3 separate regions of the Mus musculus genome follow, and regions 2 and 3 are each linked to region 1. A link is a loop called in an ENCODE intact Hi-C map of the cell type or tissue named here. Cell type or tissue: left cerebral cortex. All regions are shown on one strand. Links, peaks and the distances in the headings refer to the core of each region. The heading gives the core; the rest is flanking DNA.

Region 1 (7,611 bases), core at 887-5,886:
CAATCTTCCCAACTCAACATGCTCATGTTTGTCAGCCATGACCATGCCATTTTATAAACTCTTTGCATTTTAACTAAACAATGATGATTTTATAAACTAGTGTAACTTAGATTTGAGGTTGTTTTGTTTTATTTTATAGATTCGCCTTTCTCACCTTGTCAGTTCCCAATAATGGCTGGCCATGATAGCTACTTATTGATTGCCTGTTGTTCCTTTTTTAAGCATGCAAATTTGCTGTCATGTTTAACAAATTGTGAGATTGGGGCTGGGGAGATGTCTAGGTCAGTGAAGGGCTTGCAGCACAATTGTGAGAAACTAAGTTCAATTCCCAGCATCAATGTTAAAAAAACAAAAACAAAAAAAAAAAAACCCTGGGTGGAATGGCATACACCTGCAACCCTGAGAAGGCAGAGACGGGGTCAGAAGATTCTTGAGGCTTGCTGGCCAGCTAGTTTAGTGGAATCACTGAATTTCAAGTTTGGTTTGAGACCAACTCTGAGTCCAGAAGCTCGGGATGGAAGTATGGCGACAGGGCTGATTTCAAATAAGGCTTCTAAGGTTACTATGGCTGGGCTGAAACACTATGACCAAAGCAACTTCAGGAGGAAAGGGTTTATTTGGCTTACAATTCCACATCACTGTCCATCATGGAAGGAGGTCAGGACAAGAACTCAAACAGGCAGAAGCTGATGCAGAAGCCATGAAAGATTCTACTTACTGTCTTACCCCTCATGGCTTGCTCAGCCTGCTTTCACCAGCCCGAGGATGGCACCAACCACCATGGGCTGGGACCTCCACCATCAATCACTAGTTAAGAAATTACCATAGAGATGGATCTTATGAAGGCCCTGCTGGGACAGACTCCCAGACTAGGTGCGTAAGAGGAACTTCCCTAATTATTTCCCTAATTGTTGATTGGCTAAATGAAGATGGCAGAAGCTAATAGTTGGATGAAAGAGAAGACAAGATTTCCGGGCAGGACAGGAAGAGATGACAGGAGAAGACTGGGAGCTGGACCAGGCGGCAGGCCTGCAAGGAGTTGCAAACAGGTAGGTTTCTCAGGGCACCGATAGCTCATGGCCTCTGCAGTTGTGCCTGAGGAGGGCAAGGACGATGGGACAGGATATTCTTTTATCAGCCTTTGAGTTACCTGGTCAGTTTTAAACTACAAAAGTCTTTAGTGTTTTCCTTTCACAGGGCTAAAGGGAGCTGGGTGAGACCGGAGTGGCCATTGTGGCACCAGGCAAGTAGCAAGCAGAGACCAGGAGAGCTAGCATGGGAGCTGAGTAAGACCAGGGTGGTAGTTGGCAGTCCGCAGAGCCAACCGCAGGGTTGGCTGATCGTTGGAGCATGAGTGGTGGCTGTGGTCGAACGCAGGAGGGACTGCGTTGAGCAGCTTGGCAAGGCCAGCTGGAAAAGTGGGCTGCGGTGTGAGAGAGCAATGGCCAGCACCATGGCGGCTAGCCGGACCAAGCATGGGTTTCCTAAGTAGAGCTAGCTGCGGTGTGATCTCAGAGTTAAGTCGTGAGGGGCAAGGGGAAACGTGCTTTATAAAATTACCTGGGAGGAGCAGAGATAAGCCGAGCTATGGGAAGAGGCTCAGAGCAATGGACTACTGGGAAAGGGTACCCTCCAACCTGCTAGGCTGACTGCACCCACACTCCTGTAAGTAACCCCATAAAGCACATTGGTTTGCAAAGTTGGACTTTGGTGGTGTCATTATTTTGATTTGTCATCGTTTCCCTGTCTGGTTTCTTCATATCCTCCCAGGAATTATGTCACAGAGTGTTTACCACTGACCAAAGTGACAATCACACCAAAGTCCAACTCAGTAAATCAGCAATTTTTTATTGGGGTTACTTGCCAGGGTATTGGTGAGGGCTTACAGAAACAGGGGTAGCTCAAAAAAGTCCACCCATCACAAAAGGGCAACAATGCAGGAAAACTTTAACCCTGAGCTCACTCAGTCTCCTCCCGAATAGTTGTTTGTTTCTTCTATAAAACTCGAGAAGGGGCTTCAAGAGTCTGGTGAGCCAAGCAGCAGTGTCCCAAGCCTTTACTAATAGCACTCAGAAGGCAGAGGCAAGTGGGTCTCTGTGAGTTGGAGGTCTACAAGGCAAGTTCCAGGATAAGCAGAGCAACCCTGTCTAGAAACAAACAAACAAGCAAAAACAAATCTGGCTCGGTACATAAGATGCTATTTGCCTACTGGGCCTCATAAACCTTCCCTCTTCCTCCTGGACTGAACGTGTCAAATAGGAGAAAACTGCCTTAGAACATCAGGCAGAACGGGAGGGGAAAGACAGTGATCCTTGCAGGGGCAGAATGTTAGAGACCACTCCAACCTCCATCTACCTAGCCTCGCTGCCACCTCTGTCCTGTCATCAAGGGCATCAGGTGTCAGGTCTTAGAACTTTCAGAAAAGAGGTATGTGTTCCTCCTGGAATCCCGCAGCAGTTCATTATACTAAACCTGGGAAAACTAGTATTTTCAAAGCCTGCTGTTCCCAAACTGTCCTGCAAAGGGAGCATTCTCCATGGTCAGGAGACCAACAGATGACTGTAGCCAGTCAGAAACAGGCCTAGCTGTGTTTTTAAGAATTACACAGGCATCTGTTGTGATCTGTGGAATGCAAAGACCTACACTTCCCCACCCCCTGCAGCCATCCGTTGTCACGATCCTAGGCAGAAGCAAAGGGAAAGGGAGAATATCTGCACAGGGTCCCCAAGACTTATTTGCTTCAGAGGGACAAAGGACAGGAAATAGGAAACAAAGACAAGGGGTAAAGGACAGGGGAGAAGGGGTGGGAAACACAAGAGATGGGAGAAGGTTGTTTGTCCCAGAATGGGACAAAGGACTTCTGGATAGAGAGGAGACCAATGTAGCCCATAGGCAAATGGCAGTTTATAAAGGTAAATTAAGAAACCAGGTATTAGGATGGAGTGTTTAATTAGACATGCTAATTAGAGGAAACAAAGAGGGCTTTTGATTGCTGTACTTCAATAGTGTGATAGCTGCACTTTGGTAGTCAGCCTCAAGAGGAGGAAGTGACCAAGTAAGGGAATAGATCTTGGTGGCTCGCTTTAGGAATGTAGTCTAACAGTTTAGCAAGGCGGAGGGAGTGGGGGAAGGCAAGGCCTGCCAGGACTTTCTATGTATTCCAAGATAGTCTCCAACTCACGATCCCCCTGTCACAGGGACTGGATCTCAGGGTTGAGTCACAGCGTCCACCTGACACTGTTTTTAATGGGTTCGTGAGAGGGTGAAGGGATCAAAGCCCAGAGGTGCTACTAGAAAGGAAAATTAGAAGATTCCTGTGAACTAAGTGGGAGTCTCAGTGAACACGACCCAGGACATAAGTTAATGAAGGATTCTGGGACTTTGTTTACTTTAAGATGCCTTAGGACCTTGGGAATCACAAGCCCAGAATGTCATTTAACATCCTTCTCAAAGGTGCCAAGACAGACCTTTCTGAGAAACCATTTTAGTCAAACTTTATAAACAACCCCACCCCCACCCCCCAGGGGTACTGTGGCAGCCCACTGCTGTAAGTGCAGCTCTAAGAAGCCAAAACACTGGAAGAGCGCTTCAAATATAACGAAGAGGAAGAGAAGGCAGAAGAAAGTGGAAAGAGTGCGATTAGGCTTTGTTTCAGTGACTAAAGAGTGCCAAGCATGCCAGAAACTCGACTCCCTCTCCTAATCTGCTCCAAAATCTACAGTGACTTTAACAGGATGAAGTCCAAGCTTCGACTGGAAAAGAACTCTCAGCGTGAAAGCCTTGCTGGGCTAAATCAGCAAACAGGTACTTTGCCTCAAAGACACCAACCCATTCTCTTCAGAGACCACGGCTGATTCTGTGGCCCTCTAGCGCCCCCTGCTGGCGTTCTGTGGAGCCAAGCTAATTCTGAGAACCGGAGAGAACAATTGGAGGGTGGGGTAAAGAAGCCTCAAGGTCAGGTTTGGAGTCCTTCAGCACTGTGCTCAGCGGCTCCACCCGCAGCCACAACCCGCCCTCCGCCCGCAGGATTATCTCTGGCTTCCGGCGCGGCTCCTTGTCATCCGGCAGGATGCGGAAGCGCAGCAGAGTCAACGCCAGTGCCACCATCATCTCATTCATAGCGAAAGTCTGTCCTATGCAGTTCCTGCGGAGTGACAGGATGGGGACTCTGACTGAGCTCTGCCTAGAAAGGAGCTCCTGGACCCAACCTGACCCAGTCCTGGTCAGCCCTTCAACTTCCAACCCTGGGTTCTGCAGACTTTTGCACATTCTCTGAGCAGAGGGTGGTAAGGAGAACTAGAACCCAACCATCCCAGCTCCACCCTATTCCCACTGTCAGCCCCAGAATCCACCCATCACCACAAGCCATCTGGTCTCACCTGGGCCCGGCAGAAAAGGGAATAAAAGCCAGAGGAGGCCTCTTGTGTGCGTTTTCTGGGTCAAAGCGGAAGGGGTCATAGACCTGAGGGGAGGGGCAAGATGAGGCTTTCTAGGTTGCTTCTTTGCGCACACCCAGCCAGCCCCCCAAAAGTAGACATAGAGACAGGGGTGACAGCTTCTTGTTTCCAGGTTGGGGCTACATCCCCTTCCCATGTCCCTCCCAGCAATGCCTGGAGGAGCCCCCACCTCAGGGTCTGGCCAGACTGATGGATTGTGATGAATACCAAAGATGCTGATGACACAGATGTTCCCTGTTGGGTAGGAGGATCCAGTCAGTACTAGCCAGGTCCAAGCTGCCCCTAGAGACCATCACCCTACTCAGATGCTTCCCATCTGCTCCTCCCTTCGCCCTTGACTTTCAGGACACCTTTAGGGATGACCCGGCCATCAGGTAGCACAATGTCCCGGGTGCAGCGGCGGAGGAGATCTATGACTGGGGGATGCAGCCGCAGACTCTCCTTGATGCACATGGTCAGGAAGGGTAGCTGGGCCAGGTCGTCCCTAAGGAACACAGCGCACAATTATTCAGGAGCAAAACAAAGTCTAAGCTCAGCCTCATCAGCCTCTGGTTGGATTAACCACTCGCCTCTCATGCTTAGTCATGGAACAAATTATATTCTAGATGAATCAAGGATGCTTGCCAGTTCCTTTGTGTGTTTGTGTCTAACTACTAAGAACAACCTTGAACTCCTGTATTTGTCATTCCACTTCCCAAGTTTTGATGCCATAGGGGTCAACTAAGATCTAGGTCCTTAGATCAAAGATTAACACTACTCTCCCCTGAAATCTCAAAAACATGGGAAGGGGGAAGCAAATGTCCCCCACTAACTGCACCCCACTTAACAACTTTATTCTAGTTAGAAGAATGAATATCTAGTGAAGTTAAAGCTGGCACTGAAAAGTGGTTTTAAAAATAAAAGATGGAGATGTCCCTCAACAGAGGAATGGATACAGAAAATGTGGTTGGTACATTTACACAATGGAGTATTACTCAGCTATTAACAACAATGAATTTATGAAATTCTTGGGCAAATGGATATATCTGGAGGATATCATCCTTAGTGAGATAACCCAATCACAAAAGAAGTCACTATATATGCACTCACTGATAAGTGGATATTAGCCCAGAAACTTAGAATACCCACGATACAATTTGCAAAACACAAGAAAATCAAGAAGGAAGACCAACATGTGGATACTTCATTCCTCCTTAGAACAGGGAACAAAATACCCATGAAAGGAGTTACAGAGACAAAGTTTAGAGCTAAGATGAAAGGATAGACTATACAGAAACTATCCCACCTGGGGATCTATCCCATGATCAGCCAACAAATTCAGACACTATTGCACATGCCAGCAAGATTTTGATGAAGGGACCCTGTTATAGCTGTCTCGTATGAGGCTATGCCAGTGCCTGGCAAATACAGAAGTGGATGCTCATAGTCATCTATAAGATGGAACACAGGGCCCCCAATGGAGGAGCTAGAGAAAGTACCAAAGGAGCTGAAGGGGTCTGCAACCCTATAGGTGGAACAACAATATGAACTAACCAATACCCCCAGAGCTCGTGTCTCTAGCTGCATGTGTAGCAGAAGATGGCCTACGCGGCCATCATTGGGAAGAGAGGCCCCTAGGTCTGTCAAACTTTATATGCCCCAATACGGGGGAATGCCAGGGCCAAGAAGTGGGAGTGGGTGGGTAGGGGAGCAAGGCAGGGGGAGGGTATAGGGAACTTTCAGGATAGCATTTGAAATATAAATAAAGAAAATATCTAGTAAAATAAAATTAAAAAAATAAAAGATGGAGCCAATCTCACTAAAACTTATTATAAAACTATAATGATAAAAATGGAAACATTTTCTTAAAAACTACTTTATTCATGAGGCCTGTGGAACACAGGCATAAGAAGACAGTACACACCGCAGAGAAGTAGAGATGTGATTTTGAGGAAGATGTTAAGAAAACTAGCAATTAGCAACAAAAATAATTAAATGGAGCCCGGAAAAGAAATCCAGGACTGGAGAGGTAGAGGCTAAAGAGTAAGCTGGAGCTCTTGCTCCTGAAGATGTAAGCAATAAAGCTTTTTCCGCAGAAGGAAAAAAAAAAAGAGTAAGCTGGAGGCTGTCATGTCGAAGAAGGCAGCTGTCTCAATAGATACATAAATAAAACAAATGCTTGCACATCGTGATGGCACACACCTTTAAACCCAGAACATGGGAGGCAGAGGAAGGCAAATCTCTAAGACTTTGAGACCAGCCTGGTCTACACAGTGAGCTCCAGGTGAGCCAGGGCAACACAATATGACTCTATCTAAAAACAGAACAAAACAAAAATTCTTGGCCTCTCCAAATATAGGGTAGATTCTCAAATACATCGAAAACACTAAAACAGTGAGGAAATTAAAAGACTATATCATTCCAAAGATTTGTCATTTCTGCAAGATGAGTCTAAAAAATCCTCCCCACCCCCCCGCTTGGTATTTTGTTTTATTTATTTATTTAATATATATGAGTATGCTGTTGCTGAAATACCAGAAGAGGGCATCAGATCCCATGACAGACCATGGTGAGCCACGATGTGGTTATTGAGGATTGACCTCAGGACCTGGAAGAACAGCTTTGGTATTTTGAAATGTATAAAATATTACTAAAAACTTGACAAGATACACCCTGGGATTACAAAAGGATTGAAAAAGAGGTGTCTATAAACTACAAGAGAAGAGGGGAACAAAAGCCAGAAGGAAATTCACAAGATGGGAGGAGGAGAATCAAGAAAAATCAAGTTGGGTTTGAAAACTCTATAACAAAACCTAATTTGCTATGTGAGACATAATTATCTAAAGGAAGATGTCCAAACTGGGCATGTAATCCCTAAAAGCACGGGGGTTAAGACTCTGTAATCCAACCTGAGCTACATAGACACACCCTGTAATAAATACAGCAAAGAACATGATGACCAGAAGCTCCAAGAGCAGAGACTATCATGCTCACCATTCAATCTCCTGGGGCTCTCGGCCCCTCAGCAGCTCCTGAACCTCCTGCCGGCAGCGCTCCTGGTATTCGGGGTGCCTCGCCAGGTTGTACAGGATCCAGGAGAGTGCACTGGCTGTCGTGTCATGGCCTGAAGGGTAGAGAGACAAGCAGGGTTGTGTCCCTGGCCTGTTTCAGCAAA
Region 2 (7,611 bases), core at 1,172-6,171, 86 kb after region 1:
TAAAGCTATGTTAGCCATACCTACAGGCAAAATTTTCCAGTAATCACCAGTTCACTAGAAGCAAAACTTTTTACAATTATCAGAGTGCAAAGGAAAAAACAAACTCTTAAATCTATAATGACTTTACATGAAGTAAGCAAGTCAAATCGCAATGTCCTGATAAATTCTACAGCCTGATTGACCCTTTTTATAAACTTAGAATTTAAACTTTATTAGAAAAACATATGGGTAGATCTGCAATAGTGTTCTTTCAGCTAAAGGAAAATTCCCCTGGAGGCAAGGAGAGGCAAGTTTCCAGAGCTTCCTTAGGCACCATTTGCAAGACAAAAGAAAGTCACACAAATGACACAGAAGCTGCTCTGAGCTTAGTTCCTCTTGCTGTGAGGACAGATTTCAGAACTTTTAAGTTTCTATGCAATATTAGACTATAACTACAACCTTGGGAAAGCAAAACCCAATTTCAAAACAATTTATCACCTTAGAATCAACATTAAAACTTCACTACCACATTGTGAGATTTTGCTGCCAATTTATACCTATAAATGCATGACAGTGCAAGCTTTAATGCTTCATTAAAGAGACATTGCTTTAAATCTTAATCCTACTTTCTAGGATAAGAATCACATTAAATATTATCTCAACTAGAAGGATTCTTAGAGGCCTAATTTTTTTTGGCCTGCTTTATGCCACGTGTTTGAAACACTCCTGAGTTGCCAATTTAAAACTAACTATCTAGTAACCAGTGTTACACCTTTTTGATCATACCCAATAACTTATAAGCTAATACTCTACAATGAAGACACCCAGAGCATATAACATCTCTAAGACCAGTAAAAGGCAAATGAAGCAGCTACATTTAGACCAATCAGAGAATTTTAATTTTTCTAGCTATAATTATAAAATAAAAAGCACTTTGTCATTAGCTAAATGCAATAACCACAATTGCAGAGAATTTTCTTAGGAAAAAAAAATATCCATCAGCTTTTTCGCCCCAAAACCAAGAGGCTGCAGACTCCCTTTCTCAAAAAAATAGTTTTTCCAGCAGGAGCCCTCCTATTGTGCCTGATCCTGGCTAAAGTGTATGGCCACTCTCTTGCTAAACGAGCAGATAAAGTTTTAGCCATCTTTATTTTCCAACATGAAACACAGAACATTCAGTCATTCACACAACAAAACGAAACACACATGAATCAACACGTAAACAGACCGGTGCACCAGACATTAGACAACACAAAGAGGGCAGAGAACTGCTGTAGAGCTAGAGAGAATAAAGCAGGGCATCCCCCAAATTCTCTCTGTCTCTGGGAGAGTTCAAAATCCACTTTCCTCCCGCCTGATGTAGTTTCCAACTGCGGCCATCCACCTGTTCCATTGATTTACACCCTTTTATTTCTCTCGCCTACAAAGCAGCTTCTGAAAGCTGCGGCTGACTGCCTGCTGCTTTCCTAGATCCTGATATCACTGCTGAACCTAAGCGAATCCAGCAAGCATGTCAGCACGCTGTTCCAGCTTGGACAGTACAGCACCCTTAGCAACGGGCCCCAGTACAAATATCCTATCTGCAGAGCTCAATGCCAGCAGTGTTTCCTCCAATGTCTTCTGCAATTCCCAGGTCCTGCGTTGGTACACTAAATTGTTGCAAGCCAGCCAGCGGCTCACATGTCCAGGTTCGAGCCTGGGAGGCAACCGGGAGCTGAAAGAAAAGAGGGAACCTAGGCAAGTTGAGAAATAATGGAACCAAGACATGCTAGTCTGTTCAAGGTTCAAATGTTTAATGGAGAATGCGCTTATAAAAAGGAGGGGAAGCCCATTCCCACCAATTCAATTTGGAGCCTGGAGCCAGCTGCAGGCATAGTCTCCTGAATAGCTCTGGGGCCTCTCAGCACCGTAGCAGTATCTTGAAGAGGAACAGGGAAAATGGCTGAACACTAGAGTAATCTAGGGAGGAAGGCTACACCCTAGGTAATCTCCTTAGTGTCAGCAAAGTCAAGGTCTGGCTCAGCCTGCTTCAGACTTGTGGGAGGTTACATGCCAGTAAACCTTGTAACTCTCCTGCTCAAACATCTATGGTGCCTCCCTATCGCTAAAAGAATAAAGGCCGTTCTTGAGCTGGGGTGCATGCAACTCTTCATCAGTCTGCAGGCCCTGTGGGCTACCCAGAAAGGCCCTTGGACTCAGAAAGCAGCCCCAGACTTTTCTCAGCCAGGCTTCCAGACAGTCTCTGTTATCCTGCAGCGCCCTCTGATGGCTCTGGGTGAAACTCCGCTTATTCTGGGATTGGCAAAGGAAAGTGACTGAGACAGTAGTAGACCTGGTCACTGAGCGCCCTTGCTCAGAGGCTCCACCCGCAGCCACAACCCGCCCTCCGCCCGCAGGATTATCTCTGGCTTCCGGCGCGGCTCCTTGTCATCAGGCAGGATGCGGAAGCGCAGCAGAGTCAGCGCCAGTGCCACCTTCATCTCGCTCATGGCGAAAGTCTGTCCTATGCAGTTCCTGCAGAGGGGCAGGATGGGGACTCTGTGCAGTGCCTAGACAGGAGCTCCTGGACCCAACCTGATCCAGTCCTGGCCGCACCTGGTCAGCCCTTCAACTTCCAACCCTGGGTTCTGCAGACTTTTGTGCATACTCTGAGCAGAGGGTGGTAAGGAGAACTAGAACCCAACCATCCCAGCTCCACCCTATTCCCACTGTCAGCCCCAGAATCTACCCATCACCACAAGCCATCTGGTCTCACCTGGGCCCGGCAGAAAAGGGAATAAAAGCCAGAGGGGACCTCTTCTGTGGGTTTTCTGGGTCAAAGCGGAAGGGGTCATAGACCTGAGGGGAGGGGCAAGATGAGGCTTCTAGTTTGCTTCTTTGCCCATACCCAGCCAGCCCCCCAAAAAGTAGACATGAAGACAGGGGTGACAGCTTCTTGTTTCCAGGTTGGGGCTACATCCCCTTCCCATGTCCCTCCCAGCAATGCCTGGAGGAGCCCCCACCTCAGGGTCTGGCCAGACTGATGGATTGTGATGAATACCAAAGATGCTGATGACACAGATGTTCCCTGTTGGGTAGGAGGATCCAGTCAGTACTAGCCAGGTCCAAGCTGCCCCTAGGGACCGTCACCCTACTCAGATGCTTCCCATCTGCTCCTCCCTTCGCCCTTGACTTTCAGGACACCTTTAGGGATGACCCGGCCATCAGGTAGCACAATGTCCCGGGTGCAGCGGCGGAGGAGGTCTATGACTGGGGAATGTAGCCGCAGACTCTCCTTGATGCACATGGTCAGGAAGGGTAGCTGGGCCAGGTCGTCCCTAAGGAACACAGCGCACAATTATTCAGGAGCAAAACAAAGTCTAAGCTCAGCCTCATCAGCCTCTGGTTGGATTAACCACTCGCCTCTCATGCTTAGTCATGGAACAAATTATATTCTAGATGAATCAAGGATGCTTGCCAGTTCTTTTGTGTGTTTGTGTCTACTACTAAGAATAACCTTGAATTCCTGTATTTATCATTCTACTTCCCAAGTTTTGAAGCCACAGGGGTCAACTAAGATCTAGGGCCTTGGATCTAAGATTAACACTACTCTCCCCCGAAATCTCAAAAACATGGGAAGGGGGAAGCTTAACCTGAAATATTTCTACTTAAAGCCTACAGCTCCAAAAATATCCTAAACTTGATAATTTTTCTGTGCACAAGCTTAAAAATGTTTATGCAATGAGCTGGATGTAGTGGTACTCAGGAAAATGGAGGGTGGAAATTCCACATTAAATAGCCAAGCTAGGCTACAGGAGACATTTCATCAAAACTCAATCATGTAACGAAGGTTTTCTTTTAAAGTAAGAAATAAAAATCCTTAAAGACCTATACAGTTATTTAAATGAATATATGTACTCAGTAGCAGAGTGGCAGGCAATGAGGAATGGCCCATCATTACAGGGGTGTCAGTTCTATCCTGTTCTGTCCTGTAATGTGTTGTTTGTTTGTTTGTTTGTTTGTTTGTTTGTTTGTTTGTTTTGACACAAGGTTTCTCAGTGGAGTCATAGATGTCATAGAATTTACTCTATTGATGAGGCTAGCCTTGAACTCTGAAATCTGCCTGCTTCTGCCTCCAGAGTGCTGTAATTAAAGGCGTGCACCTACACCACCTGGCTAGTCCTTTCTATAGTAACAATTTTCAATACTATCAAATAAACTTTTAGCTGAGTTTTCTTATCGATTTAAAATGCATTTTTTATATTTCCATACATGCATGTAATGTATACTAATTATACTCAACCTATATTACTTATCTCTCATTCCTCTCCTACACCAGCTGAAACCCCTTTGTCCTCCTATACCATCTCCCTTCCCTTCTACTGTGATGTCTTAACTTTTCTGTTTCTGACGTGATGAAGTTAAATAATGTTGCCTGAATAAGCATGAGTGGTATGTGTGTGTGTGTGTGTGTGTGTGTGTGTGTGTGTGTGTGTGTGTGATGAGTGGCATGTGTGAGTGTGTGTGTGTGTGGCCATGAAAGGCAGCCTGTGTTTTGGTTGAGCGAAGCTTACTTCAGAGATCCAATGGAAAACTCTACAAGGTACAGAACAGAGAGTCACATTCCCAGACATAGACGCCTGACACCCTGGAGCCCCCAACTCCATAATATTGTGGCTATCAGTCACACAATGTCCCAAGCTCCTGGCATTCTGGCTAGACTCCACCCTCACAGTTACCTGACAATAGCCAGGTATGTTCCTCCCAACAGTTTCCTTGCAACAGCAAGATAGCCCAGCCCACTATAAAGGGGCTGCTTGGCCCCTCCTCTCTCTCTCTTAAACACTTACCTCTCATTCTCATCTCTCGCTCTCCTAATCCTCCTCCCTTGCTCTCTCTCTCCACATGGCCATGGCCAGCCTCTCTTTTTCTACCTTCTCTCTTTCTCTCTGCCTTTCTACCATAAAGCTCTAGAACCATGGACAATCTCTGCTCATCAAGACCCACAGTGCTTGAATGATGGAATAGGCCTTCCCCTAAGGAGCTGCATCTAATGTCCCACCAGAAGGCCTTTCAGCATTTCCAGCCTCCAGGCTGGGCCAGACCAAAGACTCTCACGCATGTGGGAACCACCCAGCACCTCTTCCCCCGACCCCCTACTCCCTTCAGCTCTGGTGCTGGCTGAACTGCCCCCGGGGCCCTCACTTTGTTCTCAGCTGGTACTGAGAACTTGTTGTCACTGGCCTCTGTGAGGTCCAGAGACCCCCCGGACTACTAGCCCCGAGGACTAGGGTTCCATGGCTTCCCACAGCCAGACACACACCTGGGTGGCAGAGCTCATGGCAGTCCCTCACGTCTGCTCACCCAGAACACCTGAGCTCTGGCAGGATGCAGGCTCTCTCCTACCCCCTTTATTTCCCTGTGCCCAATGCCCAACGTGTGTGTGTGTGTGTGTGTCTGTGTGTCTGTGTGTCTGTGTCTGTGTGTCCATGTGTGTACAATCTGTGCTTGACAATGCTTTTCCAGGTCTGATTTTCACAGGGCCTTGCATAATAAGCAAATGTCCCCATTCAACAACTTTATTCTATTTAGAAGAATGAATATCCAACAAAGTTGAAGCTAAAGTCCAGGCAGTGGAAAGTGATTTTCAAAATAAAAGATGGAACCAATTTACCACTCACTAAAACCTATTACAAAACTATAGTAATAAAAATGAAAACATTTTCTTAAATACTAAATGTCTCATGAAGCCTGCAGAAAACAGACATGAGAAGACATTTAGAGAAGACAATCCACACAATGCTAGGAAACAGACAGGAAGATGGTAACAATACTAGCAATTAGCAACAAAAATAATTAAATGCAGCCAGCAAAAGAATCCCAGGACTGGAGAAGTGGATGCAGGAGGATTGAGGTCAAAGTCATCTCAGCTAAAGAGTAAAAGCTGGAGGGTGTCATGGCCCAAACAAGCAGCTGTCTCAAAAACTAGACACAGAAAACAAATGTTTGCACATCTTCAAACCCAGCACTTGGGAAGCAGAGGCAGGCAAATCTCTATGAGTTTGAGACCAACCTGATCTGCACATTGTGTCCAGGTCAGTCAGGGTTACCTAATTTAACCCGATCTAAAAACAAAACAAAACAAAAAATTCTTGGCCACTCCAAATATAAGGTAGATTTTCTCAATATATCAGAAACACTGAAACTATAAGTTAATGAAATTATCTATTCATTTCTTCATTGTGAGACTGTCAAAATATTTTCTTTCCCCTTGGTACTTTGTTTTAAGATAGATATATTTACTTATTTACTTACTTATTTATTTTTTTGTTTGTTTGTTTGTTTAATGTATATGAAGATGCTGTTGCTGACACACCAGAAGAAGGCAGATCTCACTACAGAGGGTTGTGAGCCACCATGTGGTTTCTCAGAATTGATATCAGGACCTCTGGAAGAGCAGCCCTGGTATCTTGAAATGTACAAAATGTTGCTAAAAAGTAGAAAAGACTATAAGGTGGGATTACAAAGGATTAAAAAAGATGTGTCTATAAACTATAAAAAAGAAAATCAAGCAAAAGCCAGAAGGAAATTCACAAGATGGAAGGAGGAGAATCAAGAATCAAATTCGGTTTGAAAACTCCATAACAAAACCTAACTAGCTATGTGAGACATAATTATCTAAAGGAAGATTTCCAAACTGGGTATATAATCCCTAAAAGCATGGGGTTAAGACTCTGTAATCCAGCCTGAGCTACACAGACACACCCTGTAAGAAATGCAGCAACGAATGTGGTGACCAGAAGCTCCAAGAGCAGAGACTATCATGCTCACCATTCAATCTCCTCAGGCTCTCGGTCCCTCAGCAGCTCCTGAACCTCCTGCCGGCAGCGCTCCTGGTATTCGGGGTGCCTCGCCAGGTTGTACAGGATCCAGGAGAGTGCACTGGCTGTGGTGTCATGGCCTGAAGGGTAGAGAGACAAGCAGGGTTGTGTCCCTGGCCTGTTTCAGCAAAATGGGGCACTTGTATCCAGACAGAATGACTACAAAAAGGAATGAATGGAAAGAAAGAAGGGAGGGAGTCTAGGTCTCTCCAAAATACTTACTTGAGACTGGCACACCTCTACCTCCTCTGTAGCCCTACACAGGGACTCTCACCTCCAAACATAAAGGTGTCAGCCTCTGCCCGGATGTCCTCATCTGACAGCTCCTTTCCATGTTCATCCTGAAGACAAAACAAGACCCTCGATTCACACCGTGTATGTGCAGACCACCCACATGTTTGAATGCTTGACCACAGAGAAGAGGTGTGGCCTTGCTGGAGGAACTGTGTCACTGTGTAGGTGGGCTTTGAGGTATCACTTTTTTTTAATTAGATATTTTCTTTATTTACACTTCAAATGTTATCCCCTTTTCTAGTTTCCCCTCCAAAAATCCCCTATCCTCTCCTCAACCCTCCCACTTCTGCTTCCTGTCCCAGGCATTACCCTATACTGGGGCACAGAGCCTTCACAGGACCGAGGGCATCTCCTCCCAATGAGGAACGACTAGGCCATTCTCAGCTACATATGCAGTTAGAGCCATGAGTCTCTCTGTGTGTTTTCTTTAATTGGTGGTTTACTCCCAGGGAGTTCTAGGGTTACTGGTTAGTTCATA
Region 3 (7,611 bases), core at 1,526-6,525, 230 kb before region 1:
GTCAGTTTTTATGCTAGAGTGTTTGATTGTTTCAAAGTTTGAATTCGTCCTTCATCTAAACCCTGGATGGATAAAACATGAATTCTAATAGAAACAAAGTAGACAAATTAAATGCAATGGTATAGATGCTAGACAGATCTCTAAAACCATGCAGTATCAGTTTGGTTTTGGATTTATCAATTAATTAATTAGTCAAGTAATTAATTTTCGTGATGGGGTTTCTCTCTGTAGCCCTGGTTGTCTGACTTTGTAGACCAGCCTGGCCTCCAACTCACAGAGATCCACCTGTCTCTGCCTTCTGAGTTCTGGAATTAAAGGTGTGCACCAACACTGCCCAGCTGATTTTATTTATTAAAATACAATTTCTACTTATACTTTCTGAATTTCATACATGTAGACAATATTTTTGAGCATATCACATGCACCACTCTCTTCTAACTTCTCCATCCCCTGCCTAAATATGGCTTTTTTTTTACAGTTGGCCTACTGAATAGTTTTTCTGCTCTTGTGTATATGGCTCAAAGCATGCTCTGATGCACAGTTGACCTATCAAGGGACATCACTCCTCAAATAACGGTGAGGCGCTTATGAGCCCATCCCCCACAGATGATGGAATCTTGACTTGCTAGATCTGGCCCAGACAAACACAATTCTTGTTATTTTATAAATGTAGTCTGATCATATCCAGAAGACACTGTTTCAGCCCAGGCTCTGGCTTCTACAATTATTGTGCCTCTTCCTGTTCAATGTTCCCTGGACCTGGAGGGATGGGGTGCGTGATGGAGGGATGGTGTAGATGTTCTGTTGATGACTAAGCACTCCATAGACGCCTTTTGTCTTCACGCTGACAGGCTGTCATTTCTACATTTGTCATTGTCCACTGCACACAGAAACATCTCTCATGAGGATAAATGTTACACTGTTCTATGAGCATACAGATAGGCATTGAGACTGTAAGCATTTAAGAGAATTATAGTAGATTTACTTCAGAGGCCTATGATATCTCCAGCTCTAGGTCAGACTGAGAGGACAAGACCTATGTTCCCTATATGCAGTGGGCCTTAAATCCAGTTAAAATACAATCCGTTACCCTTATAACCTGCATGACAGGATTGCACCCATGGACTTATGTTTCCGGCTGGTTGTTACTGTAGCTTTCAAGGTTCACAGGTAGAACAGTGTTGATGTCTTAACTCCCTCAGCAATAGCATAGTGGGCAACCAAGGGCAATACTGAGAGCCAGTGTTACATTTTTAGGAGAAGGGGGTGCCTCTGTGACACTCCTGACCAAGAACTCAACAGAAGGAACCTAACCTCTGCCATTGGGCTTTTTAATTGACAACTTGTGGCTCCTGACAGGAGTCCTGTAGGGGACTAGTTGTAGACATTTATTGCAGGCATTAGTTGCAGCTAATAGATTTGACCAAGGGTTTTAAAGTATGTTTTAGGAATTATAGAGGCGATATGCTGGTGAATTAGAACTCTGGCTAAGAACATATGCCATCCTTCTCTTGTCTTATTCTCTAGTTACTTTCTCAAATAAAAATTGTGTGATGGACCAGTGAGATGACTCAGTAAGTTGTCAACTTGGCCCAACTGGGAAATGGGAATCTCACTTGAGGAGTCGGCTCCAGCAAATTGGCCAGTGTGCCTGTCTTCAGAACATCTTCTTGATTGCTAGTTGATGAAGGAGGGCCTACTCCACTGTAGGTGTTGACATCCCAGGACATGTGGGCCTTGGCTTGTACAAACAGGATAGCCCAGCAAGCCAGTGGAAGCAAGCCAGTACTCATGGTTCATCCAGATTCTAGGATTCAGTTTTTGCCTGCACATTCCTGCCTTAGCTTCACTCAGAGATTGACTATAGCCTGTAGTCCATATAAACACTTTCCTGCCCAAGCTTCATTCAGTCATGGTGATATGTCATAGCAACAGAAAGCACAATGGGACAGTACTGAGAAGAACTGCTTGTCATGAGTCCTGTTTGCTGGTTGACTAAGGGTACACTAAAGAACCCAGCTATGCGCTTTCTCATATCTGCCTTCAGTGCAACACAGAACATGTATTCAGGTTCCTAACAAGTTGTAGGAAGATGTACTAACTAGAGACACGCCAGGTTACCTCAGGGGATAAAAGCATGTGCTATGCAACCCTGAGGATCTGAGATCTCCAGAACCATTGTTAAGCTAGACCAAGAGAACCGACTCCCACAAGGGGGCGCTGACTTCTACCAGAGCACAGTGGCATGCTCACATTCTCCATGCACAATATACACTAAATCAAGCCTTTACAAAGATGTGCGGGTAGTATCTGTCATCCCAAATGAGGTAGACCCATCTAGAGAATAGGTTCGGTTCTAAGCAGATAGCATCCATCTGACGACCATGAGATCATTGCTAGGATTCTTAGAGAGAAGAGGATGTGGTTGTTTTCAACTTGGGGTAGAGTTGTTCTCAACTGTCTGAGAAATCGACCTCACTCTTTATAGCTCTGGTGGGAAGGAACCTCTCCAGATCTCAGCTCTCAGATACCAGGATGACTGTTGTGTCCAGCATTTCTAAGCACGCACGTTCTAAGCAAGTGAGTCTCAATGATTAAATTCAGGTTTTAAAAAAGGCCTCAAGAAACCTTTTTTTCTTTCTTCCTTATTTTCTGTATTCTGAAATAGCCTCTCACTATGCATTCCTTGCTAGCTTCAAACTCAGATCAGTCTGCCTCCAGCACCTAGGTTGGGAAACTCACAATTGCATGTAACTCCAGCTCTAGGGTATCCAGCACTCTGGCCTCCACAAGCATGCCAGACACGTACCCACACGTAGACACACATATGTAAACTTAAAATATGACATCTTTCTAAAAAGTGCACCTCTATATAGTCCTTTCTAATCATGAACTCTTTATGTACCAAGGGTTGGCCTTGAACTTGAAATCCTCCTGCCTCTTCCTTTAGACTGCCAAGATTAAAGCCATGCACCCCCACTCCCAGCTACATTTGAAAATTTAAATACACTAAGAAGCTATGTCCAATTAATAGCCACTTGCTAGGGGCTAAATTAGTTTTTCTCCAATGGTAAGTGATCCTCATAGCCAGTCTCAGCCTGGGAAGGACTGATCACCAGAAAGAGCACAGACTCAGTGGGTGAGACTGTCTGATCAAAACCAAGTATTTAGTTTAATCAAAGTTGCTCCCATAACATTGCTATTGCATAGTTTTTTGAGTTGAACCAAGACATCTTCCTGTTTTCCAATACCAGGAGTTCTCTCAATGCATTTTTAAAGTCCTACCAGAGTGATAATGGAGACTTCACAAATTCTGTACCTTAGGCTACCCTAAAAGCAAATTATTTCAAGTCTATAAAAGAACTTGAGATAACTGGAAGATTTCTAAGATTTTTTTTTATTTATATACATTGAGTTTCCCTCCAGAAGGACTACCACAATGTCTTTGGAGGGCCCCAGGAGAACTAAAGGCTTTCCCCATAATGTGCACATTGTGGTGGCTTCTCTTCAATGTGAGATCTTCCATATCTTCTCCATGATAAAAAAAGAAGGTGGAAGACTTCATCATATTGCTAGCAGCTTTTCTCCAAAGGGCTTTTCTCCAGTGTGTCTGCTTCTAGTTCTAAAAGTTACATCAATTAAACAAACAAACAAAGCTTCTCTCTATTAAGCTTTGTTCAACATTTCCCACACTGCTAGCAGTCTGTTTCATGCCCATGTGGTTTGATTTCTCAGAGGTAACAAAGAGAATACATTCCAACATTACTTACAAGAATCCTTATGTGTTTCTATGAATTAGTTCATGTCTTTGCAAAGAAGATGACCTCAAACAGCCTCTCATTCATAGGGTCTTTCGCTGGTGTGGACTCTTTCATGTACTTGAGACTTCCAAAAATCGATCAAAGGCTTTTGCTTTTCCCACATTGCTTGCGTCCACAGGAATTTGCTGTAGTGTGAGTTATTTTATGTTGCTGAAGAGAGCTGTCCGAACTGAAAGCTTTCCCACATTGCAAACTCGCATAGGGCTTCTCTCCAGAGCGATTCCTTTCTTAGCTCTGTAGGGAGGAAGAAGCTAAATCCTTCCCACACTGCTCACAATTGTAGGGTTTGTCTCCAGTATGTATTCAATTGTGGAACTGAAAGGAATGGTGATTCTTTAAAGCTTTCCCACACTGCTTGTGTATGTAGAGTCTCTATACAGTGTGAAGTTTTTTTTTTTTTTTATGTCTTTTATGGCTACCAAAATGAGCAAAGGTTTTCCCACAGTGCTTATACACATAGGACTTCTCATCAGTGTGAATTCTTTCATGTGCTCTCAGGAAACCAGAACATGTGAAACCTTTCCCACATGGCTTACAAGTATAGGGATTCACACCACTGTGAGATATTTTATGTTTCTAAAATTGATTCCAAAATGAGAAGGCACTCCCACACTGCTTACCTACGTAACTTTTTTTTTCCAGTATGAATTTGTTCGTGTATATGAAGGTACTGAGAAGCAGTGAAGGCTTTCCCACATTGCTTACACACACTGGGTTTCTCTCCAGTGTGACTTCTTCTATGAATCTGAAAGTAAGCAGAATAAAGAAAATCTCTCCCATACTGCTCACCCACATAGGGTTTCTCACCAGTATGAATTTTTGTGTGTTTTCGAGGTAAGCAGAACGAGAAAAAAATTTTCCCACAGTGATTACAAAAAAAAAAAAGTCTTCTCACAATCTGGAGTCATCTTATGTCTTAAAAGATTATCTAAGCGAACAAAGCCTTTACCACACAGTTCACATACATAGGGCTTCTTAACGCTGTGACTCTTCTCATGCCTTTGTAAAGGACTGGGATGCGTGAGGCCTTTCCCAAACAGCTTTTGAACGTAAGATTTTTTTTGCAGGGTGATGTTCTTTATTTCCTTGACCAGATTGGAGTAAAAGGTCCTCACAGTCCTTATTTTTAGAAGGTTTCTTTCCACTGTGAGCACTTTTATGCATCTGAAGGGACAGAGGATATGTGAAGCTGCTCCCAAACTCCTTATGTTTATACAACTTATAGTCACTGAATTTCTCCGCCAGGTGGCTGCTGCAAAACAAAAGAAGCGAGCATGCCTGAGACAGTGGTTACTAACCACTGAACACGGGAATGAATGCTGGTCTCATGCTGGGAAACAGTTTGTAACGTGTTCAGACTGCATGCTTTCCAAGTCTCCTGAGGACAGCGCGACTAGAAACAGTGCGATTCATGTATGGTGAGGTAAGTCTCTTTGAGAACACTAAACATTCACATAGCATTTCAACACAGATTTCAATCCACAATCTTATGCATACTTGGATATGTAATGATATCAACGCAAATTATGGTCTTTTTTGTCTTCTTGTTACTGTGTTTGTTTCTGGTTTTATTTGTTTGTCTGTTTGAAACAGCATTTTACTGCATACCCCTGACTGTCCTGAAAATTACTCTGTAGATCAGGCTGGCCTCTCTTACACAGAGATCCACCTGCTTCTGCCTGCTGAGTGCTGAGATTAAAGGTGTGCGCCTCTACCACTACCACTACCACTACCACTGAGTCAATCTTCTGCTTGAATACATGCATATCCAAGAAGTAAATTGACAGTCCCAATTAGGACAGTTAGGAATTTCTATTTTCTTATCATGATCAACCTGTCCCCATGACTTGTGGATAAATCAATATAACATTGAGTTTTGTAAGTGTGTTCATTTACTGTGTTTGTGGGTGCACACGTATACTACGGTACATGGGAGATGTGCAGGACAGCTTTCAGAAGTACTGTTTCCTTCCATGTCAATGAAGCAGGCTTTCTGTGAGAAGTGCTGGGATTACAGATATGTCCTGTTTTATGTGGATTTGGGGAACTGAACTCAGACCATTGTGATTACATGGCCAGCACTATGGCTGGCTGGGCAATCTTTTTACTTCCTTTGTTATCATTCTGAAAGGATGAGGTATGTCCTGAAGAGTTTTCTGTTAAATAGACACAACGTGGAGTCATCTGGGAAAAAAAAAAAAAAAACACAGTCTGAGCTGAGAAAATGTTTCCATCAGATCATCTTTAGGCAAATCTGTGGGGGACATTTTTGTTATTAACCATCAATGTGAGAGGGACCAGCCACCTAGTGGGTAGTGTCACCCCTGGGCATCAGGTGGTCCTGATTATATAAGAAAGCTGGCTGAGCAAGCCCTGAAGAGCAAGTCAGTAAGCAATTTCCTCCACGGGTCTCAGTCCCAGTTCTCTGGGCCCTTGCCTGCCTTCAATTCTTGCTTTGGCTTCCCTAAATGATGGGCTGTGACCAGAACTGATAAACCAAACAAACCCTCCCCTCTGCCTACATAGGAGAAGGCTGAGCCTCAGTCACAGTGGAAAACTGCATATTGGAGATACCAGTAGAGGGGGACGAGCATCCAGGACAGCAGCCTGAGCACAGGAGACTATCTATGTATGCTTCCAGGAGCAGAGCTGGGGAAGTGGAGCTGTCTAAGTCAGTCCTTGGGAGCCCAGGAGATGGTGCGTCAATTCCAATGTGGGACACTAAGCGAGGCAGACTGCACGAGGTTGGTCCTGCTTTGCTTTGATTGTGACTATGCCATGTTTTTCTTTTAGAGTAAGAAAGAATGTAATTTTTTTTTTTTTTTTTACTATTGTAGGGACCCACAAGTCAGAGGCTTTCAACTTTTTATAGGCACATTTGGTTTTGAAGGAGAACTATAAGTTCTTTTAAACTGCTGAAATTTCTTAAGACAGTTACTTAAGTTTTAAATTGTGGTATAGATATTAACAAGACATCTTGGAGGCAGACAAATAGGAAAGGTTGTGGTTAATTAATAATATGTTTATGTATCAAGTTGACAGAGTGTCAATTGTGCTGATTATTATTTCATCAGTGTGGCAAAACCGAGAGTCTTATGGGGGAACTTCAACTGAGAAAATGCTCCCGCTGGACTGGCTTATAGGAAGCTTTTGGAATTTTCTTAATGAAAGATTGATGTGGCAGCGTCCAGCCTATTGAGCTGTTCTGTGGATCCTGTTCATGTGGTTATGTAAGAAAGCAAACGGAGCCAGCCAGTAGAAGCAAGACAGTAAACGGCATTCCTCCGTGGCGTCTGCTTTCAGCTCAGGTCGACAGGTTCCTGTTTGAGTTTAGGCACTGATTTCCCTTGGTCACGGACTGCTAACAACAAGGTGAAATTACAAAACCAAACGAAGACATTCTGTATGGCATAAAGTTTCTATATGTGAACTATAACGCATCGCATGTAACATGATCATGTTCTAGTTATTCTCAAAATCCTAATAATTGGCATCTCCTAGGATTGAGGTGTGAGACACTAATTTGGGGGGAATTTTTCTTGAGATGAAATTGGTTTGATGCTTGATATCAAATGTATCTTTTACTTCTTTGAAAAAAAGGCCTCATTTGTAACAGCTCTCTGGAATATGGCCATCTCTTGGGAAAGAAATTACCTGAGTTTTCTCCAGAGATTTTCATACTCATTTATAGCCTTCTGTTTGTTGGACTTCTTTCCTAAAATGTAGAATCAGAAAAATAGTTAAGAATTATTTATTTAGAGTCACACCAAGGTATTTGATATTATTTGTG

The links. Peaks named below come from ENCODE experiments on the same cell type or tissue, not always from the same donor. Only the 100,000 strongest peaks of a DNase experiment are listed, where the experiment ranks them.
Region 2: a loop joins it to region 1, with 7 times the contacts of the local background. A loop is called at or near these places in 18 of 42 quality-filtered maps.
Region 3: it touches region 1 in a loop (2.4-fold over the local background); 2 of 42 quality-filtered maps call a loop at or near these places.

The regions. Positions count from the first base shown.
Region 1 is chr17:32,631,509-32,639,119 of GRCm38, reverse strand. It overlaps Cyp4f37 (cytochrome P450, family 4, subfamily f, polypeptide 37), which reads right to left. Exons shown (of 13, transcript NM_001100187.1): 9 at 7,431-7,560; 10 at 4,808-4,941; 11 at 4,627-4,691; 12 at 4,380-4,462; 13 at 2,936-4,144. The coding sequence ends at 3,901. Among named protein-coding and RNA genes, the nearest start is that of Cyp4f37, 14 kb to the right of the region's middle. In left cerebral cortex, for the core only: a CTCF peak has its summit at 3,881 (motif pointing left); a DNase peak (open chromatin) is centred at 3,881; H3K4me3 peaks cover 569 bases.
Region 2 is chr17:32,545,938-32,553,548 of GRCm38, reverse strand. It overlaps Cyp4f16 (cytochrome P450, family 4, subfamily f, polypeptide 16), which reads right to left. Exons shown (of 13, transcript NM_024442.2): 8 at 7,114-7,180; 9 at 6,790-6,919; 10 at 3,163-3,296; 11 at 2,982-3,046; 12 at 2,735-2,817; 13 at 1,751-2,493. The coding sequence ends at 2,316. Among named protein-coding and RNA genes, the nearest start is that of Cyp4f16, 13 kb to the right of the region's middle. In left cerebral cortex, for the core only: a CTCF peak has its summit at 2,234 (motif pointing left); DNase peaks (open chromatin) are centred at 2,286 and 3,511; H3K4me3 peaks cover 521 bases.
Region 3 is chr17:32,862,077-32,869,687 of GRCm38, reverse strand. Gm50050 (a long non-coding RNA gene) reads left to right here and starts at 4,811. Exons shown (of 4, transcript XR_003952261.1): 1 at 4,811-4,870; 2 at 5,067-5,244; 3 at 6,348-6,565. It also overlaps the pseudogene Gm18273. In left cerebral cortex, for the core only: no CTCF peak of the experiment used is centred there; DNase peaks (open chromatin) are centred at 4,040 and 4,528.